Regions from separate parts of the Homo sapiens genome. Here region 2 is linked to region 1. Evidence: read pairs that join two places in POLR2A ChIA-PET (ENCODE). Cell type or tissue: K562. All regions are shown on one strand. Each heading gives the region's core, and the rest is flanking DNA. Links, peaks and the distances in the headings are about the cores only.

Region 1 (11,168 bases), core at 4,025-6,524:
TTATATTCTATAAAAGAACTTTAAAGGTTTTACATATCATCATTTTGGGGTTTTTTTTTGTTTGCTTTTTGAGATTGAATCTTGCTCTATTGCTTATGTTGGAGTGTAGTTGTTCAATCTTGGCTCACTGTAACCTCTGCCTCCTGGGTTCAAGCAATTCTCCTGCCTCAGACTCCCAAGTAGCTGGAAATATAGATACCTGCCACCAAGCCTGGCTAATTTTTTTATTTTTTAGAAGAGATGGCTTTTCACCATGTTGGCCAGGCTGGTCTTGAACTCCTGACCTCAGGCGATCTACTCATCTCAGCCTCTCAAAGTGCTGGGCTTACAGGTGTGAGCCCCAGTGCCCAGCCAGAAGTTACTTTTTATCTTACTATTCATAGCAATGCATATCGATACAAAGATTGACACATCTAGATATAAATGTACATAGGAAGACAAACACTCACATAGAGAATTAAATAAATATTTCTATATAAATATTTATACAAAACAAATTTCCCAAAAAACATTTTTAATCTTTTAGCATGTACTAAAGATGCTGATGTAGAATTACTTCTTTTTTCTTTTGCTAAATAACATGTCAGAATGGAACATATTCATACAATGTTTTTTATGTAAATATCAACAAAGCTTTATCTTCAAGGGCAAGACCACAGAAGCTGAAAATAAAGCCATGTACAACACATCTGTCCATGTTAGTATTTCAGCGCCCTGCATTTCTCCTCAATGTGTGCATGTTCTGTACACATCCACCATTTGGGTCCTGCCTTGACAAAGCCAGTCATCATTTAGATAATTGGATGATTGTATCCACCTGGGCTGAGCTACTTCGCTGGTTGGAATCATCTGAGCTGTGCAAATTGACTGATTGCAATCACCCGACTTCTGCTAATTTGCTTATTTGATTTACCTCAGCTTCAGGGTAGCTTACCGAGATGTCATCTGACTTTATTCCTGAGGCTTTTTTTTTGAGAGTCATATGCAGAAATAAACATTACGTAGACATACACGTGTGACTCATTTCATGTGTATATGTTTATCTAGCCACCTATTTTATATCTACATGTACAGAAAGAAGCCTATAAAATAAACTTGGTCAGAGGTTTTTCCAATTCCTTTACCTACAGGTTAGGTAATCAGCTACTGAGCTCAGTGAAGATTTATTCAAACCAAGCCGCACACCATGCCACTTTTTTTAATACAAATTTAACAATGTCTTTAATAACCTGGAACCTGGGTGTTTTTAAACCTGGTCTCATTAATCCAGCCCAGTGAAATTTTGTTCATCTATCTAGAAATTACCAGAAATGCTTGACAACAGTGGGCTGAGCCTTCCTCACAAAGAAGATTTGACCTGGGAAATAAAAGCCACCTGTGGCACTTCAGCGACTATTCAATATCACCCATTTGAAATGTGGCCAAGTACCATGTACCATTATATTTGCTTCCATCACCATCTGTCTTCTAAAAAGAGACATAGACTTCTTTTTCATTACCATAAATACCCAACTTCTGCCACAAAGACCGAAAGACAATAGTGTGATTTTACATCACACACTTTTGGAAATAAATACAGTTCTTGTTCGATGGAAGTTCTAAAGAGAAAGAATAAGTATTCTCATATTTAGGTTAGACCTTTGGACTGGGGCTGGTTCATCTCTGACCCTATGTACAACAATAAAAGAAAAGTCAACCCTGACATGGCAGTAAATAACTCCAATGGTCTTAGTAAATTTTCATCTTCCAGAAGTGCAAAACAAAGCCCAATGCTCCCTTTGAATATATTAACTGCAGCAGGATGTATATTAGAGCATTCCTCTATTTCTGTACTATTCTAGATATAGTAGTCTATAGAGAAAATATTTTTATACAGGTATGGAAGGTTCTGTATTACTGTTTGTAGCAATAGCTATCAATACTTCCACATTCAACATCTTTATTTTGTATGAATATAAATACAAAAATTGTTACAGCTTCATATATATATTTATATACACTTAGGTATGTGTATGAATATATGTACACATATGGTAGCTACATAAACACTCACAAACTTATATGAATGTATCTATGTAAATATTAATGTATACATACAATATTTTCCCACTTTTTAAAATATAGAGCATATACTAAGGATGCAGATGCAGAATTAATTGCCTTCTCTTTTGCTCAATAGCATGTCAGAATGAAACATAGCCATACAGTGTTGTTTATATAAACGTAAAGCTTCAGCTTCAGGTTTCAGGCCTTGTAAATAAAGTGACAGTAAAGCTGTGTTATACATACTGTCCAGGTTAGCATATAGGGCCCTGCATTTCTTCTTGGTGTTCATGGGCTATTTACATTTACAATTTTGGGCATACCTTAATGAATCTGTAGCCACTAGATAATTAGGTGATTGGGATCACCTAGACTGAGCTAATTGGCTAATTGAATTCACCTGGGTTGATAAAGTAGCTGATTGAAATCACCTGGGCTGAGCTAATTCGCTGATTGAAATCACCTGAGCTGAGTTAATCGGTGGTTTAAAATCACCTGTGCTAAACTAATCGGGTTATAAGATTCACATCAGCTGAGCTAACTGGCTGATTGGTGTCCCCTAGAAAAAGCTAGTTGGCTGTTAGAAATCATCTGGGCTAGTGCTCTGATGCAGGCTTTCTCCCTCGTCATCCTCCCTCATCGTTCTGTGTGCATTTTTCTCTATGTCCTGATCTTTCTTCTTGCACCTAGAAGTGGTGTCTGGGTGCAAATGTAAGCAGTGGTGGATCCAGAAATAAGAGCTTTGTGTAATAAGGTTCTTAAAACAGTCCTTTCTTACACGTGCCCGGTGCCAGACCCTCGGTCTTGGCCTTGTTCAGGAGCTGGGATATCTGCGCTTGGTGAAAATGAAATGAATTCCTGACCTAGGAATTCAGTATTTCCTCCTCACTCCAGCTAAGCACTCACTTTTTTTTTTTTGGTATGGAATCTTGCTCTGTCACCCAGGCTGGAGTGCAGTGGTGCGATCTCGGCTCACTGCAACCTCCACCTCCCGGGTTCAAGCGATTCTTCTGCCTCAGCCTCCTAAGTAATTGGGATTACAGGCATGCGCCACCATGCCCAGCTAATTTTTTTTTTTTTTTTTTTTTTTTTTTTTTTTTTTTTGAGACAGAGTCTCACTCTGTCGCCCAGGCTAGAGTGCAATGGCGCAATCTCGGCTTACTGCAAGCTCCGCCTCCTGGGTTCACACCATTCTCCTGCCTCAGCCTCCCAAGTAGCCGGGACTACAGGCGCCCATGACCACACATAGCTAATTTTTTTTGTATTTTTATTAGAGACGGTGTTTCACCGTGTTAGCCAGGATGGTCTCGATCTCCTGACCGCGTGATCCGCTCACCTAGGCCTCCCAAAGTGCTGGGATTACGGGCAAGTTTTTATTAGAGACGGGGTTTCATCATGTTGGTCAGGCTGGTCTTGAACTCCTGACCTCAGGTGAGCCACCCGCCTCAGCTTCCCAAAATACTGGCATTACAGGCGTGAGCCACCGTGCCCAGCCTAAACTCTCAGTTCTAACGTAGGGATTCAGGAATTGGGCATATGGCTTTCAGACTCCTTTTGCAATGTCACAATCCAGACTTTTTTTTAATGAAGGACACCCCGCAGTGGCTCGCAGTGGGTCCCGGTGCTGGCAGGAGCGTGCTGGCGAGCCGGCTCTGTCTTTATGCATCCTTCAGGGGTCCTAGGGCTGACTCCACCGGACAGCCCGTCCTGGGCCGTGTTAAGCACCTTTTGCAGAAATCGTATTTTTTTTTTTATTAAAACATCAAATCTGTGTTCCTGTAAAAAAAAAAGAAAAAGAAAAGTAAAGAAAAGAAATCACCTGGGCTAATCAGCTGGGCTAAGCTAATTTGTTGATTGGATTCTCCTGGGGAGTGCTAATGAGCTGCTTGGAATCCCCTGAGGTAAGCTAATTGGCTGATTTAAATTTTCTGAGCTGAGATAATTGATGCAGAAAAGTTGAACACTTGGCTGGGCAGTGGCTCACGCCTGTAATCCCAGCACTTTGGGGAGGCTGAGGCAAGCAGATCACTTGATTTCAGGAGTTCGAGACCACTGTGGCCAACATAGTGAAACCCCATCTCTACTGAAAATACAAAAATTAACCAGGCATGGTGAGTGCCTGTAATCCCAGGTATTGAGGAGGCTGAGGCAAAAGAATCACTTGAACCCGGGAGGTGGAGGTTGCAGTGAGCAGAGATTCTGCCATTGCACTTCAGCCTGGGTAAGAGTGAAACTCTGTCTCAAAAAAAGAAAAAAACAAAAAAAAATATGCATGCATATGTATATATATATATATATGTATATATATGTGTGTGTTTATATATATACACACATATATATACATATATATATATATATACTCTCAGAGGATAACTTGAAGTATTTTAGAGATGTTCTCTAAGAATCTAAAATTATTTTTACTTTTAGTTTCTATAAATATGTTTCTTAAGCATTTTTAATTTCCAAAAAAAATTTTTTTTTTTGAGATGGAGTCTCGCTCTGTCACCCAGGCTGGAGTGCAGTGGCACAAGCTCACTGCAAGCTCCGCCTCCCAGGTTCACGCCATTCTCCTGCCTCAGCCTCCCGAGTACCTGGCACTACAGGCGCCCACCACCACTCCCGTCTAATTTTTTGTATTTTCAGTAGAGACGGGGTTTCACCGTGTTAGCCAGGATGGTCTCAATCTCCTGACCTCGAGATCCACCCGCCTTGGCCTCCCAAAGTGCTGGGATTACAGGCATGAGCCACCGCACCCAGCCCTCAAAAAACTTTTAAATATATGTTGTCAGTTTAATTTTTCTGCGGAATTTAAATAGAGTCAAATTATACATATCAAAAAATCTACTTTTTTGGTAATAGATCAGCTTAATTTTTAGAACAAAGGTGTTAAACTTCACAAAATTTTATGCTGACCAATTTGATCAGTAGCCTCTTTCATACGACTGGGAGAGATGACACCAAGATGTAGCATTCATGTTGGGTGAGAGACTAAATCACTACCAGTAGCTAGATAATTTCTGTTTTACTAACAAATGTTGGTTTTCCTTTCTATATTTTCTCGTTATGTTAATAATGAAATAATAACTTTATCCAGGAAATTTCAAAAAACTTATTTTTAATCAGCCATAATAGTAAGCAAAGACAGAGAAATGAAGGTTTATAACAGTCATAATTTATATTTTAAAAGTAAAATACTTCTAGAAATAAAGAAGGAAAGGGAGAAAGAAATATACAAACAAATGAAAGGCAGCCTGGTCAACATAAAGAAAGCCTGCCTCTATTAAAAATACAAAAATTAGCCTGGTGTGGTGGCACACACCTGTAATCTCAGCTACTCAGGAAGCTTAGGCATGAGAATCACTTGAACCTGGGAGGCAGAGTTTACAGTGAGCAGACATCATGCCACTACACTCCAGCTTGGGCGACAGAAAGAGACGCCGTCTCACACAAAACGAAACAAAAACAAAAGAGAAGGAAAGAAGTGGATTACTCGCAATAGCTAAGGTATTAATCTAAGTGTCCATCAAGAAGTGAATGAAGAGAGAAAATATGGTGTATGTAAACAATGAAATGCTATTCAGCCCCTAAAGTAAGACAATCTTGTTATTTGCAACATTCATGAACCTGAAAGATATTATGCTAAGTAAAGTAAGTCAACACAGAAAAAAAAAAACAAAAAAAAATCCTTTTTTTTTTTTTTTTGAGATGGAGTTTTGCTCTTGTCATCCAGGCTGGAGTGCAGTGGCACCATCTCCACGCACTGTAACCTCCACCTCCCAGGTTTAGGCGATTCTCCTGCCTCAGCCTTCTCAATACCCGCGATTACAGGCATGTGCCACCACGCCCAACAAATTTTTATATTTTTAGTAGAGATGGGATTTCCACCCACCTCAGCCTCCCAAAGTGCTGAGATTACAGGTGTGAGCCACCACATTTGGCCTGGTTTTCTATTTTTTTTTTCTAAATTTACCAGTAATATAAAATTATTTGCTAAGAAGACTTATCTTATTCAAATGTTTTATGGGATTTCATTGACATTTAACTGTCTGAATTATTTGGAATATTGAAATTTTCCATGAACTCTAATTGAGTACTATAGATAATGTTTTAGTAAAAGCTTTTCTGAGGCAGAGTAAGATTTATAACATTTTATTATCATATGGAAGAAGTGTATTAACCATGTTTTCGGTAATCACTCTGAACACAGCATTCTCAGTTCCCAGTATAAAAAGTGAAGTAGAGGTTCCTCTTCAAAGACTTTCCTCCCCGTCTAATTAGGAATAAATAGTAACTTCTCTTAGAAGCAAAGTTTATTCAAAGACCTGTGCTAACATTCTTAAATATCTGCTAGCCATAACAAAAAAATCAATGGACTTTATGTTCTTAGCTTCCATAATTTAGCCTAAATATTTGCCTTGGCATGCTTATACTGGTCCAAGCAAGCATTAGGTCACAGCCTGTTACTCTTCCTTATTTGAAGGTGTTTTTACCTGTCTCAGCATTCCACAAGTTACTTCCTCCTTTCTTTGTTCTCCTCTGCATTTGCCTCCTTTAAAAAGTTCTAAGTTGGCCGGGCACGGTGGCTCACGCCTGTAATCCCAGCACTTTGGGAGGCCGAGGCGGGCGGATCACGAGGTCAGGAGATCGAGACCATCCCGGCTAAAACGGTGAAACCCCGTCTCTACTAAAAATACAAAAAATTAGCCGGGCGTAGTTGCGGGCGCCTGTAGTCCCAGCTACTTGGGAGGCTGAGGCAGGAGAATGGCGTGAACCCGGGAGGCGGAGCTTGCAGTGAGCCGAGATCCCGCCACTGCACTCCAGCCTGGGCGACAGAGCGAGACTCCGTCTTAAAAAAAAAAAAAAAAAAAAAAAAAGTTCTAAGTTGCTAAACAATCGGGAAAAATACAGAATGTGAAGTCTCTTTTCAGCCAATAAAAACCAAACATAAAAGTAGGGTGGACACATCAGGTTATAAATGACCCTGTCTCTTTTGTTCAGTGTACTCTGGTAGCAAAACTGCTGGTGAGTGTGCCCTTTTTGCAAAAAGAATGGCCTTGCTAAGAAAATTAAATTTATTTTCAAGTACTATTTCTTTATGGCACCAGAGAACAAGCATTTCTAACAACAGTATGGACACTGAGTAACTCAGGGGGAATTGGTATCTCTGTGAAGAGGCAGAAGAAAATGCTGAGTCTGGGTGCACCACAGTGCACAGCAATGCTTTCCACATGCACCTATTAGGGTGTTAATTTAATTAGGCTGTTATTTGCATAGCTAGATACTTACTAAATTTAGTCATACTATTTTTTTAGCAGCTAATGACACCTGATACCCATTAATTTTATACATTTGCTTTTTTGAAAAATAAATATTTTGATAATTTTCTCTAAATTGAGACTACATTTACAATCTTCAATTTTTCAGCGTTGAAGCAAATCAGAGTAGAGCAATGAGTGTATATAATCTGCATTTTTCTGCCTATCAAAATTCTTCCGGCTGGGCATGGTGGCTCATGCCTGTAATCCCAGCACTCTGGGAGACCAAGGTGGGTGAATGACCTGAGGTCAGGAGTTCAAGACAAGCCTGGTTAACATGGTGAAACCTCATCTCTACCAAAAATACAAAAATTATCTGGGCATAAGGGCAGGTGCCTGTTATCCCAGCTACTTGGGAGGCTGAGGTGGAAGATTTGCTTGAATCAGGGAGGTGGAGGTTGCAGTGAGATGAGAATGCACCATTGCATTGCAGCCTGGGTGACAGAGAGAGAATCCCTCCTTCATTTACTTGGAAACCCTGGGAAGCCACCTACAAAATATTCCCTTTGAATACTTTAGCCAGGATTTTAGATTTCAAAAGGTCAAAAACAATCATTGAGCAAAGCCAAAATCTTTTTGTTTCTTGTTAGTCATCTGGCCATTTCCATAAATATGGCAATTATGCCAAGCCTTTGAAAAGATGTGGTTTTGGTTAATTTTGTCTCATTTCAAATGTTTTCTCTAATTGTTACTTTGGTCATGTGACTCTAAAAGAAACTATCTACATAACTAATCATGCATTCAAAAAATCTTCATATTAAGGTGTTTACAATTTAATCATGTAACAGTACAGTAGAATCTTCTGTAATTAGAAGTTAATTATAAGTTCATTGTTTTAAAAGTTTTTCAAATGTAAAAACAAACAATTAGGTATGCTTTTTGAAGTAAGTTCAATTCTAGGACATTACCCACTGGTCTTCATGGTATTTCTTCAATGAATAGTGTAAACCTGGGTCGCCAGAATGGTGCAGACATGCTGATTGAAATAGAATGAGTTCAGCCTTGTTGGTAGACTATTGGTATCCCAGAGGCTGATCATTCACTACAGCTTACTAAATACTGTTCCATAATGCCAGTGAGCACTTTTACCCAGGTTACCCTTTTCCTCCCATTAATGTGGACCTGTTGTGGTCTCCTGTTTCTCTTAAGCTATCCCAGGTGAGAGGTGTTTATTTCTTGCATGAATGAGAGTCCTTTTTTTCCCCTCTGCCATACGATCCTCTTATTCTCCTTACTGGAATCAACATACAGGAGGCAGGAATGATGACAATAAACAAACATGTTTCCCGCCATATGGCCACCATAAGCAGCTTACATGTTCCACGAAGAAGTCACTGACTTTCAGGCCAGCAGGGGTGTTTTTCTGTGATGTGTCTCTTTCTCTTAAAAGCACCTCTGATTAAGTTTAGCACAATAAGGATAATCTCCATTTTGATAAACACAAAGTTAACACATGAGTAACCTAATATCATGAATGATTTCCCACCACAGTCACACATGTTTTTAAACTCAAGAGGAGAGTATTACACAGCAGGTGTGCAACAGACTGAGAATCCAGGGTATTATCTTAGAATGTTGTCTATCCACCTAAATAAACTTTTAAAATAGTATTTTGCCGGTCACGGTGGTTCATGCCTGTAATACCAGCACTGTGGGAGGCTGATGTGGGCATATCAAGAGGTCAGGAGTTTGAGACCAGCCTGGCCAACATGATGAAACCCTGTCTCTACTGAAACTACAAAAATTAGTCAGGAATGATGGCACGGACTGTAATCCCAGCTACTGAAAAGGCTGAGGCATGAGAATTGCTTGAACCCAAGAGGTGGAGGTTGCAGTGAGCCGAGATCATGCCACTGCACTCCAGCCTGGGCGACTGAGCAAGACTTCATCTGGGAAAAAAAAAAGTCTTTCTGCTGCTTTTGTTATCTACATAAACAAAGCTATCATCTGGATTTAATAATTAACTACTTTCCAGTTTTATTCACTGTGAATATTAACTAACATCTTTCTTCTGGCTTATTTTTCCTGTATGCACCATTTTATACATTCACACACACACAGAACAATAAAAATATATCCAATTATTTAATTTTGTTGAATGTTTATAAAGGTAATTGTTAAAAATTATTTTTTTTTCTGTTTGAAGAGGGGTTTTATTGTTGTACTCAAGAGTGTTGTTTCTGGAGACAAAGTTGTCTGTGCTTTAATAGGCAGATTCCGGGGAGAATCTGAATCATAAGCCTTAACAGTTTACATTAATAAACTGAATACAAAGCAGAAAGTATAGATTTGCTTTCAGCATTTTCAAGGTGTTTAGTTAGTCACCTAATTAAAATAATTTCCTTTGTTGCAATAATTGCTCTTTGCTTCTGAAAATGTGTACAAACTCATACTCAGACAAAAACACTCACTTTATATTTTTCTTACACCTAAGGTTTATCTTCAGAGTAATATGAGTATATTTAACTCTATGTAAATTAAAACTAAAAGTCTATATGCTTGCAGGCAGAGAGACCACATGTTCAAAGAAAACTATATGACAAATATTTATTAATTATTTTTCAGGACTCAGAAATGTATGGACTTTATTTGTATTTCTTCTTTTTTTTTTTTTTTGAGATGGAGTCTCACTCTGTCACCCATGCTGGAGTGCAGTGGCGTGATCTCGGCTCACTGCAACCTCCATCTCCCGCGTTCAAACGATTCTCCTGCCTCAGCCTCCAGGCATGTGCCACCATGCCCGGCTAATTTTTTATTTTTAGTAGAGGTGGGGTTTTGCCATGTTGGCCAGCCTGGTCTTGAACTCCTAACCTCAAGTACTCCACCTGCCTCGGTCTCCCAAAGTGTTGGAATTACAGGCATGAGCCACTGCACCTGGCTGTATTTTATTTATATTTTTGTATAATTATTATGACCATAAAAAAATCCTGTAGTCAATAACAATTTAATTGTACATTTTAAAATAATGAAAGCATATAATTATACTGTTGGTAATACAAAGGATAAACGCTAGAGGTGATGGATACCTTATTTACCCTAATGTAATTACTACATATTGTAGGCCTCAATCAAAATATGCCATATAAGGCATAAATACATACACATACTATATACCCACAAATACAATAACAAATTTTGATAAGAAAAAAGAGTAAAAATTTAATCTATGGGAACAATATTCTTTAACTCTTTTGCAGTTTAATGCCACTGGCAAAGTGATAACTAGAGATGTTATTCCACTATGTACCAAATAGTATGTTGCTACCATCTTGTAGCTACACCCTTGAGTAAGGTGGGATAGGTTAAAGTTAGTGGCATAATAATGCTTCATTAAATGCACAATAGTATTAACATGGTAAAAAATAATAATAAAATTGAGTTCACACATAATCTAACTATTTTTTTTTTTTTGAGACAGAGTTTTGTTCTTGTTGCCCAGGCTGGTGTGCAATGGCATGATCTCGGCTCACCACAACCTCTGCCTCCCTGGTTCAAGCGATTCTCCTGCCTCAACCTCTTGAGTAGCTGGGATTACAGACATGCACCACCATGGCTGGCTAATTTTTTTGTATTTTTACTAGAGACGGGATTTCTCCACGTTGGTCAGGCTGGTCTCGAACACCCGACCTCAGGTGATCTGCCCACCTTGGCCCCCCAAATTGGTGGGATTACAGGTTTGAGCCATTGAGCCCAGCCCTAACAATTGTTAGATGTACTGCATTTTATTACATAAAACTACAATTAGTAAAATAATATACTAATTTATTTTAATATACTTTTAACTATAATTATTTATGTCACTATAATGTA
Region 2 (7,785 bases), core at 4,357-6,856, 440 kb after region 1:
TTAGCCAGGATGGTCTCGATCTCCTGACCTCGTGATCCACCTGCCTCGGCCTCCCAAAGTGCTGGGATTACAGGCGTGAGCCACTGCGCCCGGCCTGTTTCTGTAATTTTTATATTTTCTAGCCACCGCCCTGTCAACTTTATACTATACACTACTATGCAATTTAAACAAATCCCCAAAGGTTTTCTAGGGTAATTTTTATTTTCTTTTTGGAGCTCTGTCGCCCAGGCTGGAGCGCACTGGCATGATCTTGGCTCACTGCAACCTCCGCCTCCTAGGTTCAAGCTGTTCTTTTGACTCATCCTCCCGAGTAGCTGAAACTACAAGCGTGTGCCGCCATGCCTAGCTAATTTTTGTATTTTTAGTAAAGACAGCGTTTCACCATAATGGCCAGTCTGGTTTGGAACGCCTGACCTTGTGATCTGCCCGCTTCGGCCTCCCAAAGTGCTAAAATTACAGGTGTGAGGCACTGCACCAGGCCTTCCTAGGCTAATTTTATTAGAAAATAAATATGTGGCTGGGCGCGGTGGCTCCTGCCTGTAATCCCAGCACTTTGGGAGGCCGAGGCGGGCAGACCACCTGAGGTCAGGAGTTAAAGACCAGCCTGACCATCATGGTGAAACCCTATCTCTACTAAAAATACAAAAAATTAGCTGGGCATGGTGGTGGGCACCTGTAATCCCGGACACTCTGGAGGCTGAGACAGGAGTATCACTTGAACCCGGGAGGCCGAGGTTTCAGTTAGCTGAGATCCCGCCATTGCACTCCATCCTGGGCGACAGAGACTCTATCTCAAAAAACCAAAAATTAATTATAATAACAATTCTTCTGTTCATGAATATCCCTACAGGTGTAGACATCACAAGTCACAACAATATAAAGAAAGTGGTCTAAATAAAGCCCAAGATTTTGGACACATCTATTTATTGCACCAACCATATGACACATAATTCAATTATTTATCCAGTAGCTAATCTAGACTAAAAGTTTCTGGATTGTAGGAACCATGACTGCTTCATTTTTTTTAATGGTTATATGAGATGTAAGGAAATACTTTATCTATTTGGGTCTCCAGATCTCATCCTTGTTTCATTCAAGCACCAGAAACTGGAGAAACTCTCATCTTGGTACCAACCAAAGAAACCTCTTGTATGAGAGGATGAACAAACACAGGATGACTCATTTCTCTTACACTGAGACAGAAGCAGAATTAACCACACTTTTCAGCCTGACACAATTCTGCTCTGGACATCCTCAAATACCTCAAATACACCTAGGAGACTGTGAGAGAATTCCCAGTGTCCCAGGGCTGATGGCCCAATGATAAGCCAGGCTGGAGAGACTCGGGCTGATTCTAAATAAAAAACAGAACTGCACTGGTGGAGCTCCAGAACCTGGATCACCTGTTCTGATTTGCTAGCTCTTTGGGTAAGAGAAAGAACAAAAATACTCTACTCCAGTATCCCATTTTACAGGTAAATATAGTTGTGGTCATGGCTCTGGATACTTTGTGGCCTTGATCTCTCACTCCTAAGATGCTTATTTACACTTACAGATTCTGCCATCAGATTCTATTTCTTCCTAGAGCCTCTGACATAACTGTAGCAGGTCAATGAACAAGATGTGAAAAATCTCACAGAGCCACATTCCCAAATGGGGGCTGTAGGATGTCTATGCTGACATCTCACAATACAGAAAATGCCTTTTGTTAGTTTTCTGTACGTTCACAATCCAAAGTCCGGCCCTTTTTTGTAAATCTGTGGTAGAGGCCAGAACTTATCTGCAGATTCTAGGTAGGATCCACCTGGCTCTGCATCCTTTGGTGTTACAGCAAGTGGAATACAATCAAAGAAAAGATCCCCTCATAGAGGCTGCTCTAGCACATTCTAAATGGTAAGTCTACATGAAAGAAAAAAAAGCTGACACAACATGAATATAAGTAGACAGTTTATTTGGGTCAAGCTTAAGGATTATAACCTGGGAGCAAAGATTCAAGTTGCCTGGAATCTACACTTTGATTAGCAGCAGTTATAAGAGGATTGGTAAAGACAACAAAACAGGGACACAGTGGGCTGATACAAAGTTGTCAGATATTTTTATTTATTAACAGAAATAAACTTGATTATATATATATATATATAATAATATATATATATATATATAGTTATGGTTTAGGGTATGGGATATAGTGTCCAATGTGGCACTATTAGCTTAATTTATAGCTACCTGTGACAATAGTGAACAGTTTCAAGAGATGAATACATAGTTCAAAGGGAGGAGAAATACATAACTGCACTTTATTTTCAACGTCTCTCTGAGTTTGATAATCAAAAGGACTTACATTTGTCAGATAAAAGTTTTTTATTTCCCAAATCTCAAAAACTTGGATTCAAAATGTGGAGCTGCAGATTTAGGACCTGAATGGCTGGAGTAGCAGCAGGTGTTACCTGCACATTTGTAAGGATTTTAGCAAAAAGACAAAGGGGAAAGTGGAGATTCTTGTCTACACATCTATTCAATGCACACGTTACTCTGATTCGGTCTGTGAGCTCCATGATGTCTGAATCAGTTTCAGGTCTGAAGATGCAAGAGTCATTCTAAGAGAGATAAAACGATTGATCACTGCCCAGTGAAGTTGGTAGAAATGTGATCTAGCCTCTCTAGAAGTGACTGTAGAGGACTATAGATGCCAAAAAGGCAGAGACACAATTCTGCCTGCATATTTAGGGGACAGCATGCACTTTGCTGCACAACTCTGAGCTGACTGGAAGCCAGAGAGGGAAAGTCCCCTCTAGAGTAAATTTTGGATGGCACTTTATGTGTTTGTATCATGTCTGGTAATTCTAGACAGTGTTTGGAAACAATAATTAAAAGAAAAATTTCCTCCAGCCCCAGAAAATCTTCACAATAAGACAAAAGAAAGAAAATGGTTTTATTACACAATTGAACTTGAATGTGATATGCATCATCGTCAATCTGCTTAAGAGGCTCCAAAGACAGAAAGATGGTCACCATAATTAGTCTACAATTAGAAGAATTTCCAGCACCATGTCATACATAGTTCATCCTAAATTCACCTGGAGATTGAAGAGGCCATCTGTGTATGTTAATTGCTTATATTCAATGACAAACTTTTCACATCTTCATAACAGGATGTAGTTTAGCAGCTTGAAGCCAGGTGTCTGCTGAAGGCAGGATTTCACTCTGCTACAAAAATGGCTGAGTAGCATTCTATCTTTTTGGCTATTTACATTTTAAAGCAGTGGCTCTGTACTCCCTGGCACTGGGCTACAGCACTCCTGCTTGCTTTCTCCTGAATGCTAGTGTCCTTCCTCTCTTGACCTCTACCATCTGCCACTGAGGCACAGTTCAGAGCACAGCTCACATTTTATATGAACCCCATTTGCCACAGCAGCACTCCAGTGTCACATCAGAGTGAGGCCTGAGCTGCAGGAGGAGAGCCTGCAGGCCTCATGGGTAGAATTGCACCTTCACAATCATGGGAATGTGAGCAGTGTTTCAGCCTCAGTTTCTACTTGTAATGGTGACAAGGAAAAAATACTGCTGAATTTCCAGCATGAGTCCAGATAGAGATAGCTCCAAAAGTTCTCACTGTGAGAGTCCACCTCATTTGGACACCATAGGATAGTAATAGGGCTTCTGAAACAGACATCCAAAGCATTGGAGAGAAAAACAGATCTCCATCTGAGCCAGATTATTTTGAGAGAAAAATGTAAAAAAGATCTTTTAAAAAAGCTCAGGTTAGATATCAGATTGATCAAATGAGCCAGAAAATGTTCCCCTAAAAGCAATTTCTCTCTAACCACCCAAAGTACACAGCTGCTCTCATCATGAGAAACATGAGCATTACGAAGAAAGAGGGCAGATTTTCAGAAGAATTTTATAAAGTTTCTTTTCCATCTCTGCTGCTCTCTCATCTCCTAGCCACTGAATGGGGGTTCTATATTGAAATACATCTGACAACTTCCAACAACACTTTAAGATGAAGAAATAGAATTTGACTGTGTTCATATAGTGGAATATGTTACAACTTGCAACACAGCTAACTGAATAGCTATTATGGTGTTTGGGTGGCCACATCACCTGTCTTTATTTTTCCTGTAATAGCAGCATTCCAACTTAGTGAAATAAAAGATAATAAAATTGTGTTTACTCATAATTATTCCTATTGAGTAAAGTAATAAACATGTCAGACTAATATCTACTCTAACAATTTGGTAGTAAATTTTCTTTGGACATTAGATATAAATATCTAACTATGAATAATTTTAATGAACAGGTCATAATATATGTAGCTTTTTTTTTTTTTTTTGAGACACAATCTCATTCTGTCACCCAGGCTGGAGTGAAATGGTGCAATCTCAGCTCACTGCAACTTCTGCCTCCCAGGAACAAGCGATTCTCCTGCCTCAGCCTGCCAAGTAGCTGGGATTACAGGCGCGTGCCACCACACCCAGCTAATTTTTTATTTTTAGTAGAGATGGGGTTACACCATGTCAGGCTGGTGTCGAACTCCTGACCTCAGGTAATTAACCTGCCTCAGCCTCTCAAAGTGTTGGAATTACAGGTGTGAGCCACTGCACTCGGCAATGTATGTAGTATTTTTAAAAACTGCAACTATACTTCAGTTAAAACACTTTATATTTCAAAAGTATAAATAACAATATTAAAATAACCATTTAAGTGAATCATTCAAAGTAAGTATTGTGGCTTTATGTTCATACTATTGTAGAAAATATTGTTTTTGGCTCACACCGGTAATACCAGCACTTTTGGAGGCTGAAGCAGGTGCATCACCTGAGGTCAGGAGTTCGAGACCAGTCTGACCAACATGGTGAAATCCTGTCTCTACTAAAAATACAAAAAAGTAGCCGGACATGGTGGTGCATGCCTGTATTCCCAGCCACTCGGGAGGCTGAGGCAGGAGAATTACTTGAAACCAGAAGGCAGTGATTGCAGTGAGCCAAGATTACACCACTGCACTCCAGCCTGGGCAACAGAGTAAGACTGTTTTTTAAAAAAAAAAAAAAAAAAAAAAAAAAAGGCCAGGCATGGTGGCTCATGCCTGTAATCCCATCACTTCGGGAGGCTGAGGCAGGCAGATCACCTGAGGTCAGGAGTTCAAGACCAGCCTGATCAACATGGAAAAACCGCATCTCTATTAAAAATACAAAATGAGCTGGGCCTGGTGGTGCATGCCTGTAATCCCAGCTACTGGGAGCTGAGACAGGAAAATTGCTTGAACCTGGGAGGCAGAGTTTGCCTGAGCCGAGATCAAACCATTGCACACCATCCTGGACAACAAGAGCAAAACACCTCGAAAAAAAAAATGTTTAATTTATATTAATGCAGTTTGCCTACAAACCCTACACATAACTATCCTAATTGTTCTGAAGTAATAAATAGAAAGCAAGATACAACTACAGACTCCACTGTTTATGCACTGTTCTTGCTTTTGCAGTATAAGTACTTCAGCCTGCAAATATTGGATAATTACCTTGGATAATCAGGTTTCTGTAAAAGAAACTTAATACCTTTTAGTCTTTAGCATTCTGCATTGCTAAATTTAATCCTATCTTTCTGCTAAGCTTCTGTGTGCTCTTAAAATGAGCTTTTATCTAAACAAATCTGTGTCTAATTTAAAGGACTAAAAATGAAAAAAATAAACTTTTCAGAAGCAAAAATAAAGCAATAATTCTGAAGTACTACATAAAGATAATCTGGACCCGAGAAAATGACAAAGGGTTTATTTAGCTGTTCATATGATTTACATGTATTTCAAAAAAAGCAGAGAAAAGCATCTACATATAACCTAAATTCCTTAAGAAAAGAGAGAATATCAAAATATTTTTTAAGCTTTTTATTTATTTATTATACTTTAAAGTTCTGGGGTACATGTGCATAACGTGCAGGTTTGTTACATAGGTATACACGTGCCATGAAGGTTTGCTGCACCCATCAAACCATTATTTACACTAGGTATTTCTCCTAATGCTGTCCCTCCCCTAGCCCCCCAATCCCCTTTTTTGGAACTTTTTAAAGAGTTTTTGAACTCTTGGACATCAGAATTTTACACACTGTATGCACTTGAAAAAATGCTTATGGGGGAAAAAGCAGAAGAGAGAAAGATATTATAAAAAAAAGTTCATGAGTGCACAAGACCAATGCAACAGAATAGAGAGCCCAGAAATAATGCCACCCTCCTACCATCATCAGATTTTTGGCAAAGCTGATAAGAGAAATGTGGAAAGAATTCTCCATTTAATAAATGGTGCTGGAATAACTAGCTAGCACTATGTAGAAGACTGAAAGTGGACCCCTTCATTACACAATATACAAAATCAACTCAAGATTAATTAAAGACTTAAATGAAAAACTTAAAATTGTAAGAAACCTTGCAAGATAACCTAGGAAGTACCATTCTAGACACAGAAACTGGCAAACACTTCATGATGAAGCTACCAAAAGCAATTGCAACAAAAGCAAAAATTGACAATGGGACCTATTTGAACTAAAGAGCTTCTTCACAGCAAAGGAAACTATTAACAGAGTAAACAGACAACCTACAGAATAAAAAAAATTTGCAAACTTTGCCTCTGACAAAAGTCTAATATCCAGAATTTATTAAGAACTTAAACAAGTTTACAAGAAAAAAAAAATCTCATTAAAAAATAGGCCAAAAAAACATGAATAGATGCTTTTCAAAAGAACATATACATGTGGCTAGCAAGCATATGAAAAAAAAAAAGCTCATCACTAATCATTAGAGAAATTAAGAGAAACCACAATGAGATACCACATCACACCAGTCAGAATGGCTATTTTTAAAAAGTCAAAAAATAACAGATGCTGGCAAGGTTGCAGAGAAAAGGGAATGCTTATACTCTACCTCATAATTGGGTATATACCCAAAGAAATATAAATTATTGTATTATAAAGATACATTCATATGTATGTTCATTGCAGCACTATTCACAATAGCAAAGACATGGACAGGCCCTATCAGTGGTAGACTGGATAAAGAAAACACGGTATGGTCAGATGCGGTGGCTCATGCCTGTAATCCCAGCACTCTGGGAGGCTGAGGCAGGTGGATTGCCTGAGCTTAGAAGTTTAAGACCAACCTGGGCAACATTGCAAAATCCTGTCTCCACAGAAAATACAAAGAGAAAAATTGGCCAGGCGTGGTAACACCAGCGTGTAGATCAAGCTACGTGAAAGGATGAGGTAGGAGAGAATTGCTTGAGCCAGGGAGGTTGAGGCTAAATAAGGCTGCATCACTCCACAGCACTCTAGCCTGGGCAATAAGTGACACTCTGTCTCCAAAAATAAAATAAAATAAAAGATTTAGTAAAAACAAAATATGGTACATAAATATCATGGAATACTCTCTGGCCATTTAAAAATAAATGATCATGTCCTTTGCAATAACATCAATAAAGCTGTAGACCATTATTTCAGAAAACTAATGCAGAAACAGAAAACCAGACATTCGCCATCACACCCAGCTAATTTTTGTACTTTTAGTAGAGATGGGGTTTCCCCATTTTGGCCAGGCTGGTCTTCAACTCCTGACCTCAAGTGATCCATCCACCTCGACCTCCTGAAGTGTTGTTATTACAGGCGTGAGCCACCGCGCCCGGCCCCATAAATTTTTAATAGGAGAAAAGGGAAACTGTGAACCCTGACAGATATAATAGATTCCTCTTCAAGGGCCTAACTTTCTTGTTCCTTGTTCTTAGGACCAACTTTTTTGTACCTCTT

Evidence for each region. Peaks named below come from ENCODE experiments on the same cell type or tissue, not always from the same donor. Only the 100,000 strongest peaks of a DNase experiment are listed, where the experiment ranks them.
Region 2: POLR2A ChIA-PET joins it to region 1 with 9 read pairs; 2 of 35 experiments call an interaction of 5 or more read pairs at or near these places.

The regions. Positions count from the first base shown.
Region 1 is chr19:20,305,413-20,316,580 of GRCh38, reverse strand. No RefSeq gene overlaps it. Among named protein-coding and RNA genes, the nearest start is that of MIR1270, 88 kb to the left of the region's middle. RefSeq lists enhancers at 4,931-5,431, 5,432-5,932. In K562, for the core only: no CTCF peak of the experiment used is centred there; no DNase peak of the experiment used is centred there.
Region 2 is chr19:19,866,940-19,874,724 of GRCh38, reverse strand. All of the region lies in intron 1 of ZNF253 (zinc finger protein 253), which reads right to left. LOC124904664 (a long non-coding RNA gene) reads left to right here and starts at 4,248. Exons shown (of 4, transcript XR_007067169.1): 1 at 4,248-7,785. It also overlaps the pseudogene BNIP3P10. In K562, for the core only: no CTCF peak of the experiment used is centred there; no DNase peak of the experiment used is centred there.